2 separate regions of the Homo sapiens genome follow, and region 1 is linked to region 2. A link is an interaction called in ENCODE POLR2A ChIA-PET data of the cell type or tissue named here. Cell type or tissue: OCI-LY7. All regions are shown on one strand.

Region 1 (4,000 bases), 76 kb before region 2:
GGCACAGAGAGGTTAGTAACTTGGCCAAGGTCACACAGCTAGGAAGGGGGACCGCTGCCATCTGAGGGATTTGGAAATGGGACAGTTTACTGCGCTGGATGAAGGGACTCTGCTCTCAATGCTAGCAGCTCTGGGGCTTTGGTGGGGGATGTCAAAGTGCAAATTCGAGGTCCTCTGTGACCCCCACCTCCACTTCCACCCTTATTCCCATAAGCAACATGAGTCTCACTGAGGGAATGGGCAGGTAGTGGGAAGCCTCTAAGGCTTTGTGCCCTGAGAAGTGAGTTATTCCCCATCAGCAGTCCCCCATTTCTGGTTCTGTTGAGAATGTCCATGGTGGGGTGAGGGTGGGCGGCTCAGCCAGCAGGATGTTCTCCTCTTTCCCTCTGTCTCTAGGGTTCTTGAGCCTGGAGACCACCCCACAGTGTTGCTGCCTGGAGCTTCCTTCCATCCACCTCCATGCCCATCCCGTCCCCACACAGTCCCCTCTTAGCCTGCTTGTCTGCTCCGGGAGCTGCCAAGAACTAGCAACTCCAGCCCCTGGGCCAGGCTTAACTCTGCTGCCAAACCTCCACCCCATCTTCATTCATTCATTCATTCAAGTTAGTACAGTAATCCCTGGTATCCATGGGGCTTGGCTCCAGGAACCCCTTTCAGTTATCAAAAATCCATGGGTGCTTGAGTCTCTAATACAGAGAATATATAGAGAGAATTTGCATATAACTTACATACATCCTTCCATATACTCTAAATCATCTCTAGATTACTTATAATACCTAATACAAAGTAAATGCTGGACGGGCATGGTGGCTCACACCTGTAATCCCAGCACTTTGGGAGGCCGAGGTGGGTGGATCATCTGAGGTCAAGAGTTTGAGACCAGCCTGGCCAACATGGTGAAACCCTGTCTGTACTAAAAATAGAAAAATTAGCCGGGCATGGTGGCAAGCGCCTGTAATCTCAGCTACTTGGGAGGGTGAGGCAGGAGAATCACTTGAAACCAAGAGCCAGAGGTTGCAGTGAGCCAAGATCGCGCCATTGTGCTCCAGCCTGGGTGACTGAGTGAGACTCTGTCTCAAAAACAAAAAAACAAAGTAAATGCTATATAGATAGCTGTTACACTGTATTGTTTGGGGAATAATGACCAAAAATCAGAACATGTTCAGTACAGATACAACCATCCTTTTTTTTTTTTCTTGAATTTTTTTTTTTTTTTTTTTGGTGAGACAGTCACTCTTTCGCCCAGGCTGGAATGCAGTGACACAGATCATAGCTCACTGCAGCCTCAAACTTCTGGGCTCGAGCAATCCTACCACCTCAGCCTCCTGAGTAGCTGGGACTACAGGGATGTGCCACCACGCCTGGCTAACTTTTGTATTTTTTGTAGAGACAGGCTCTTGCTATTATTATTATTATTATTATTGTGTGACACAGAATCTTGCCCTGTCACCCAGGCTGGAGTGCAGTGGTGAGATCTCAGCTCACTGCAGCCTTGACCTCCTGGGCTCAAGCAATCCTCCCACCTCAGCCCCCCGCAAGTAGCTGAGAGACTACAGGTGTGCCACCATGCCCGGCTAATTTATTATTATTATTATTAATGTAGAGACAATGTCTTGCTATGTTGCCCAGGCTGGTCTGAACTCCTGGGCTCCAGTGATCCTTCCGCCTTGACCTCCCAAAGGGCTGAGATTACAGGCTTGAGCGACCACGCCTAGCCTCGGTTTTGAATATTTTTGATTCATGTTGGTTGAACGCATGGATGTGGAACCCACGGATGTGGAGGGCCGACTGCACTTATCTTTGAACCACCTGTGTGAGCTAGGCACTGTTCAGACCCTTGGCGTGGAAGGAGTAGAGGCCGCCTGCTCCTGGCCCTGGCGATGGCCTAGTGTGTGATATGCCCCAGGGAGAGCCCTGTAAGGAAGGGAAAGGAGAGGTGTCTGAGGAGGAGGAGACAGGGGCCAGGGAGAGCCTCTGGGGAGGTGACTTGAGAGCCAGGTGGCTGGTGCTCTGGGGGAGGGAAGAAGTGGAGGGAGTAGGCTCTGGGGCCAGTGGGAGGCTCAGCCTGGAGGCTCTGAGACCTGCTCAGCCCTTGTTTTACTGGGACCGCTCTGCTGCATGTAGAGGGAAGATGCCAGGTGTGCGGTGTGGAGCTTAGGGAGCTTAGAGCCGCTGGAATGGTCCAGGAGACGTGCTGGTGGCCTGGCGCAGGTTGAGGGGGGCAGGAGGAGGTGGGGAGGTGTAGCCAACTCTGGATGTGTGTGCGTGTTAATTGAAATTTTCTTTTGAGAACATTGTAGATTCACATTCGGTTACAAGAAATAACATGGAGAGGCCGGACGCGGTGGCTCACGCCTGTAATCCCAACACTTTGGGAGGCTGAGGCGGGAGGATCGCTTGAACCCAGGATTTCGAGACCAGCCTGGGCAACATAGGGAGACCCCCATCTCAAAAGAAAAGAATTAGTTGGGCATAGTAGCATATGTCTGGGGTTCCAGGCATTTGGGAAGCTGAGGTAGGACGATTGCTTGGGCCTGGGAGGTTGAGGCTGCAGTGAGCTGTGATTGCACCACTGCACTATAGCCTGGGCGACAGAGTGAGATCCTGCCTGGAAAAAGAACACAGAGAGATCCCTTTCTGTGCCCAGTTGTCCCCAGTGGTAACATGCTTCAAAACCATAGCACAATATCCCAACCAGGATAGCAACATGAATCTGACCTGCTGATCCCATGCAGAGCTCCCCAGTCCGACTTGGACTCATTTGCATATGGCATAAGTCCTGTAGGTTTGTACCCATTCCATACAATTTACTTCTATCAGCCAAGACACTGAGCAGGGTCCCGCCAGGTCCCCTGTGCTGTCCTTTATAACCACCCTAACCCTTCCTGTCCTCCAACTCCCTGCCCAACCCCTGGCTACCACTCATCTGCCCTCCATTTTTAAGATTTTGCCATTTCAAAAATGTTCTATAAATGGAACGGTGCAGTCTGTGACCCTTTGGGATTGGCTGTTTTCACTCACATACTTCCCTGGAGATTTGTCCAAGTTGCTACATGAATTAAGAGTCTGGGCCGGGCGTGGTGGCTCACGCCTATAATCCCAGCACTTTGGGAGGCCCAGGAGGGTGGGTCACCTGAGGTCAGGAGTTCAAGACCAGCCTGGCCAACATGGCGAAACCCCGTCTCTACTAAAAATACAAAAATTAGCCAGGTGTGAAGGCACACACCTGCAATCCCAGCTACTCAGGAGGCTGAGGCAAGAGAATTGCTTGAACCTGTGGCGGAGGTTGCAGTGAGCCAAGATCATGCCACTGTCCTTGAGCCTGGCGACATAGCGAGACTCCATCTCAAAAAAATAAATAAAAGAAAAAGACAAAGAGTGTGTCACTTGAGCCCAGGAGGTTGAGGCTGCAGTGAGCCGTGATCGTGCCACTGCACTTCAGCCTGGGTGACAGAGCAAGACCCGGTCTCTGGAAAAAAAAAAAAAAAAGTCTGGATACGTTTGCAGGCAGAGCCAACAGGATTTGCTGGGGTGGTCAAGCAGCAGTTAGAGATTTGAGCGTGGAGTTCAGCACTGGAGGCATCCAGTATTGTGTCTCCATGAGGCCAAATGAAGTCACCTGGGAGCGGGAGGCCCAGAGGTGGGAGGTCTGAGTTCACATGGATTAGGCGTCTCCTGTGCGGCAGATGCTGTCCTGGGCCAAGAGTTCAGCAGCGAATGGGGCAGACGAGTTCCCTGCGTGGTGAGGGGCTGACCAGCTGCAGCATCGGTGTGGGCATGGACTAGGAAGCAGGCTCGGGATCTCATTCCCTTATCGTTTCTCTCTTTGCAGCTGTGGAGGGCTCCAGGGCCTGCACCGTGTGGAGCCCACAGTGTGGGCCTGGGGTGGAGGGGCTGGACCAGAGCTTTGCAGGAGCTGTGAGTGAAATGACAAGGGTGCGGTGTTTCCCTGAAGGCGAGATGGCCTCCGTCCAGCACGGACGGCCTGTCTTCTGAGATG
Region 2 (4,000 bases):
TAATGATTGTGTGAATAACTAAAAAGATTTAAAAGGCAAACATTATCTACTCTAGTGAGTATCTGAGAAGGCAGTACTATCTATATTAGGTTCTCTAAGGTTGTTACTTAATTTCTGCTCCACATACTTGACACTGAGAACTCAACTTTGAGTTTAGGTTAAGAAAAAATAAATTCTAACCACTCCAAAAAAACTGAGAATATTACATTTCTATTATCTTAGCTTAAAACTAATTTCACATCAAGCACTGATGAATTTTCTTCTTGTTATGAATGAGAGAAGTTTCTTCCCTAAGGAAAGCAGTTCCCTCACTGGCCAGCTGGACAGTTCTGGACATAAGGGAAACAGAACAAGAGTGGCCCTTATTGGAATGTGTACTATGGGTTCAACTATAGAAGCGTGGGAGGGGGTGGTTTTAATGTTCGAAATGACACCACAGGTTTTATAGTCTGGGATTCATTTCTGGTAGAATCTGTCAGAGAGAAATGCAAATGAAAAATCAGATTTTCATTTTTTTTTCTTTTAAAAAAGACAGGGTCTCACTCTGTTGTCCAGGCATGATCACAGCTCACTGCAGCCTTGACCTCCCAGACTCAAGTGAACCTCCCACCTCAGCCTCCCAAGTAGCTGGGACCACAGGTGAGTGCCACCACACCCAGCTTTTTTTATATTTTTGTAGAGACAGGATCTCCCTATGTTCCCTAGGCTGGTCTCAAATGCCTGTGCTCAAGCCATCCTCTTGCCTTGGCCTCCCAAAGTGCTGGGATTATAGACATGGGCCATTGTGCTGGGCCTCAATTTCTTCAGCAGCCAAGTTAAGCCAGGAAAATGTAGTAATTAGGAATACTGTTCAATAAATAATTTAGAGACACCTCTTACTTTTATTTCCAGAAGAAAGTCAACTTAAACTTACTTGCTCAAAGCATGCCCTTACTCAAATTTTAAAAGATACTACATGACCATAACCTATGCTACAGTTAGAAATTAACTGATCTCTTCTGAAATACCTACTTTAGAGAAAGTGGGTAAACATAATATTTGCCCTGGCTTTATTGGATAGCTTAGCCCAAATTTTAACTGGCAGAACACTTTTCTAAATGGAGAGAAGAGCTTAAGGCAGAGATTTTTCAAATTAGTAGGGATGTGAGCTTTGCTGAGGGTCTTTAAATAATATGAAAACAAGTCTTTTGAGAAAAAAATTGTTATATAATTCAGTAAGATGTTTAAAAATTACTGTAGCAGCTAAGTTTCTGCCTCAGTGTCATTAATATTTTTCCTTACTGATAGAGGTTATTGCTCAAAAGAGAAAAAAACGGCTATGTAATCAACTGCTGTCAAATTGTTTCCCAATTCACAATATGCATTTTAAATAGACCTGCTTTGATAGATGAAATGTTTCATCAATTCAACAGCTGAAAAGAACCGAACTGTAAATGCCTGCTCTAAATGTATTTTCTAGTTTAAGAAATTTGAGATACATTTTTAAGGAAAGGGCAGAGGTGTGTATTTCTTTTTCAATTCATACAGACACAGCCATAAACATTTCATCAGTTAACATTATCTTACTTCTGAGATCAATTAGGTATAAAGATCTATGATTCCAGTTTTTAAAAAGACTATTTCAAATTATTCCCCATGTAAAAAATTCTACATTCACATACTCTAATGAAGGCAGCAATACTTTATGCAAAAAAAAATATACATTTATTTATAGGTCTCAATACAGCAAAATGAAAACGAAAATTGAGAACATTGCTCATTAGGCCAGCAACTTTAAAATTATTTAATTTGAAATATAAAATAGGTGGTCTTCATAAAAAGATGCATGAAATTTACCTTACCTTATATTTTATACTTTAAGAGTACATTTTATACAAATCAGTAACCAGGCTTCTTTCATGTTTAACCTGAAATGAACGTAACTATAAATGAGTATCTTTCTTTTATGTAGTAGCAAAAAGAGTCAATAATCCTTTCAAGAAAGATACTATTTCATTTCCTCCCAACTTGGATTCACCATAAACACGATCCACAAATGATATTGGAACCTAGTTTAAAAAAAAAAAAGTAACGTTAGTCTTTAAAAACAATTAGGCAGCTTAGCCGGTATACCACATTACCAACACAACAGAAATAGGATTAGTCCTACAACAGAGGTCCTTAAAGTAAGTATAAAATTAGGGGATTATGAAAGCAACTGTGTGTATCTCCAAGTCTTTAAAATTAAACATGCATTATCTAAAGATAGGTCACATGAAACAAATCTGCAACTGTTTAAAAAGCACTGATTCTAGGTATTACCTTGGTTTACTCAAGTTTCAGTTTGCATTTCAAGGAAAAATTATACTCCAAAAGTAAAATGGCCTTGTGCGTAGATTTTTCACTTGTCAAATTTAGCTACAATGGTTTAGCATTAAGTAAAATAGCTTGTAACTTCCACAAGAGAAGTGACATTCCATAGCTATTTTCTTGCTCTGAATAAGAGTTTTACTATTAAATGAGGAGAGTCTTCCCTACCCTAAGAGCTCACTAACGAGCCCTAAATATTACAGATCACCACCTCCTTGCTCTGTAATTCCTGGTCTTCTCTTACTAACAGGAAATGGACATATGGAACTCATCATTCATTTTAAAGTATGGTGGCCATTGGCGGTGACAAAAGGAAAAGAAGCAAAGAGACTCAGTCCATAATGCTGATTAGTTAGAAGAAAGGGCTAGGATTGAGAAAGTACCAGGAACTTTTAATTATTTAAAAGAGAATGCTGACTGTTAATGTTTTAAATCTTACTGTTCAAATGTACTAATATGAATTTTTACCCTTTGTGCATGAATATTCTAAACAACTAGAAGACCTCCACAATTTAGCAGTTATGAAAGTTAAACTTTTTATTATAAAAATTCTAAACCTTACTGCTCCTTTACCAGGAACATGACACACTATTTAGCATCAGTTGCATACCTCGCCAATAGTATAATTCAACTGTCTTGCCCGAACAATCATCTCCATCTGGAAGACGTAGCCTTTAGAAACACATTTTTCTATTAATTTCTCTAGAACTTCTTTTCGGTATAATCTGTAAGAAATTAAAAATATATATCAACTTCTGGATAAATACACATGCCTATGTATCCTGACCTTTCAAAGAGTTCACTGGTATGTATAAAGCCTAAAACTTTCACTGGCCATTGGTAAACAGAAAAGCTCGCACACTTGATGATTATGATACATTTGTCCTAAGCAAGAAAGGCCATTAAATATTTGCTAAATAACTTAGAATAATTGTGAAAATGAATTCTCAGTTATCTTTTTATAGAATTATTTTCCCACCATACTATCAGAAATTAGTGAAATACGGTAAAATGAATCATTTGATGCAGAACCATCCATTATTTAAGATTTCCCTAAAATTTAAAGTTGAAAGAAACTGTTCCAAATATTGAACAACAGGGTGGACAGATGATCATGAAGCAACTATATATGTTAGATGACAAGAAAGAACCTCATAATTCACAGTCATTTTCCAATAAATGTTTATGATGAGTTTTGATTTCTCATGATTTCCTTTATAAATTCCCCAGGATAAACTAAGTTGCTCTAGGATGAGCTTGGGAAGCTAGGTTAAAACAGGAACGAGGCATCACAGGATAGAAACAATCCTGGTGGGATTCACCTATCACCAGTTGAGGTCACAGTTAGACACTTAACAGTGGGTGAATGTGCAGCCTAACTTTAGATGGACTGCAGGCCAAACACCAGATTTACAAAGACAGCGGAGTTGGGCAGTCCAGTGGGTAGACCCAAGCACTTTCTTCAGTAACTAAATAGCAGGGAGCTCCGTATTTTCAGAGTCACACTTTTTTTTTTTTTTTTTTAAAGATCAGTGTCTCAGTTCATAGGGAGGCAGCAATTTCTACCTTTTTTTGTGGGGAGAGGGGAGAAAGCAAGAAGAGGCAGTTTGGTGTAACTTTGTTCTCTTCAAAGTTAAGGCCATCTGGACCT

The links. Peaks named below come from ENCODE experiments on the same cell type or tissue, not always from the same donor. Only the 100,000 strongest peaks of a DNase experiment are listed, where the experiment ranks them.
Region 1: POLR2A ChIA-PET joins it to region 2 with 7 read pairs; 12 of 35 experiments call an interaction of 5 or more read pairs at or near these places.

The regions. Positions count from the first base shown.
Region 1 is chr20:50,857,525-50,861,524 of GRCh38, forward strand. All of the region lies in intron 4 of BCAS4 (breast carcinoma amplified sequence 4), which reads left to right. Among named protein-coding and RNA genes, the nearest start is that of BCAS4, 64 kb to the left of the region's middle. RefSeq lists an enhancer at 3,322-3,843. In OCI-LY7, no CTCF peak of the experiment used is centred here; a DNase peak (open chromatin) is centred at 1,767; H3K27ac peaks cover 3,454 bases.
Region 2 is chr20:50,933,189-50,937,188 of GRCh38, forward strand. DPM1 (dolichyl-phosphate mannosyltransferase subunit 1, catalytic) reads right to left here. Exons shown (of 9, transcript NM_003859.3): 8 at 2,960-3,074; 9 at 1,682-2,048. The coding sequence ends at 1,944. The region is part of intron 2 of ADNP-AS1 (ADNP antisense RNA 1); the gene reads left to right. Among named protein-coding and RNA genes, the nearest start is that of ADNP, 3.8 kb to the left of the region's middle. In OCI-LY7, no CTCF peak of the experiment used is centred here; no DNase peak of the experiment used is centred here.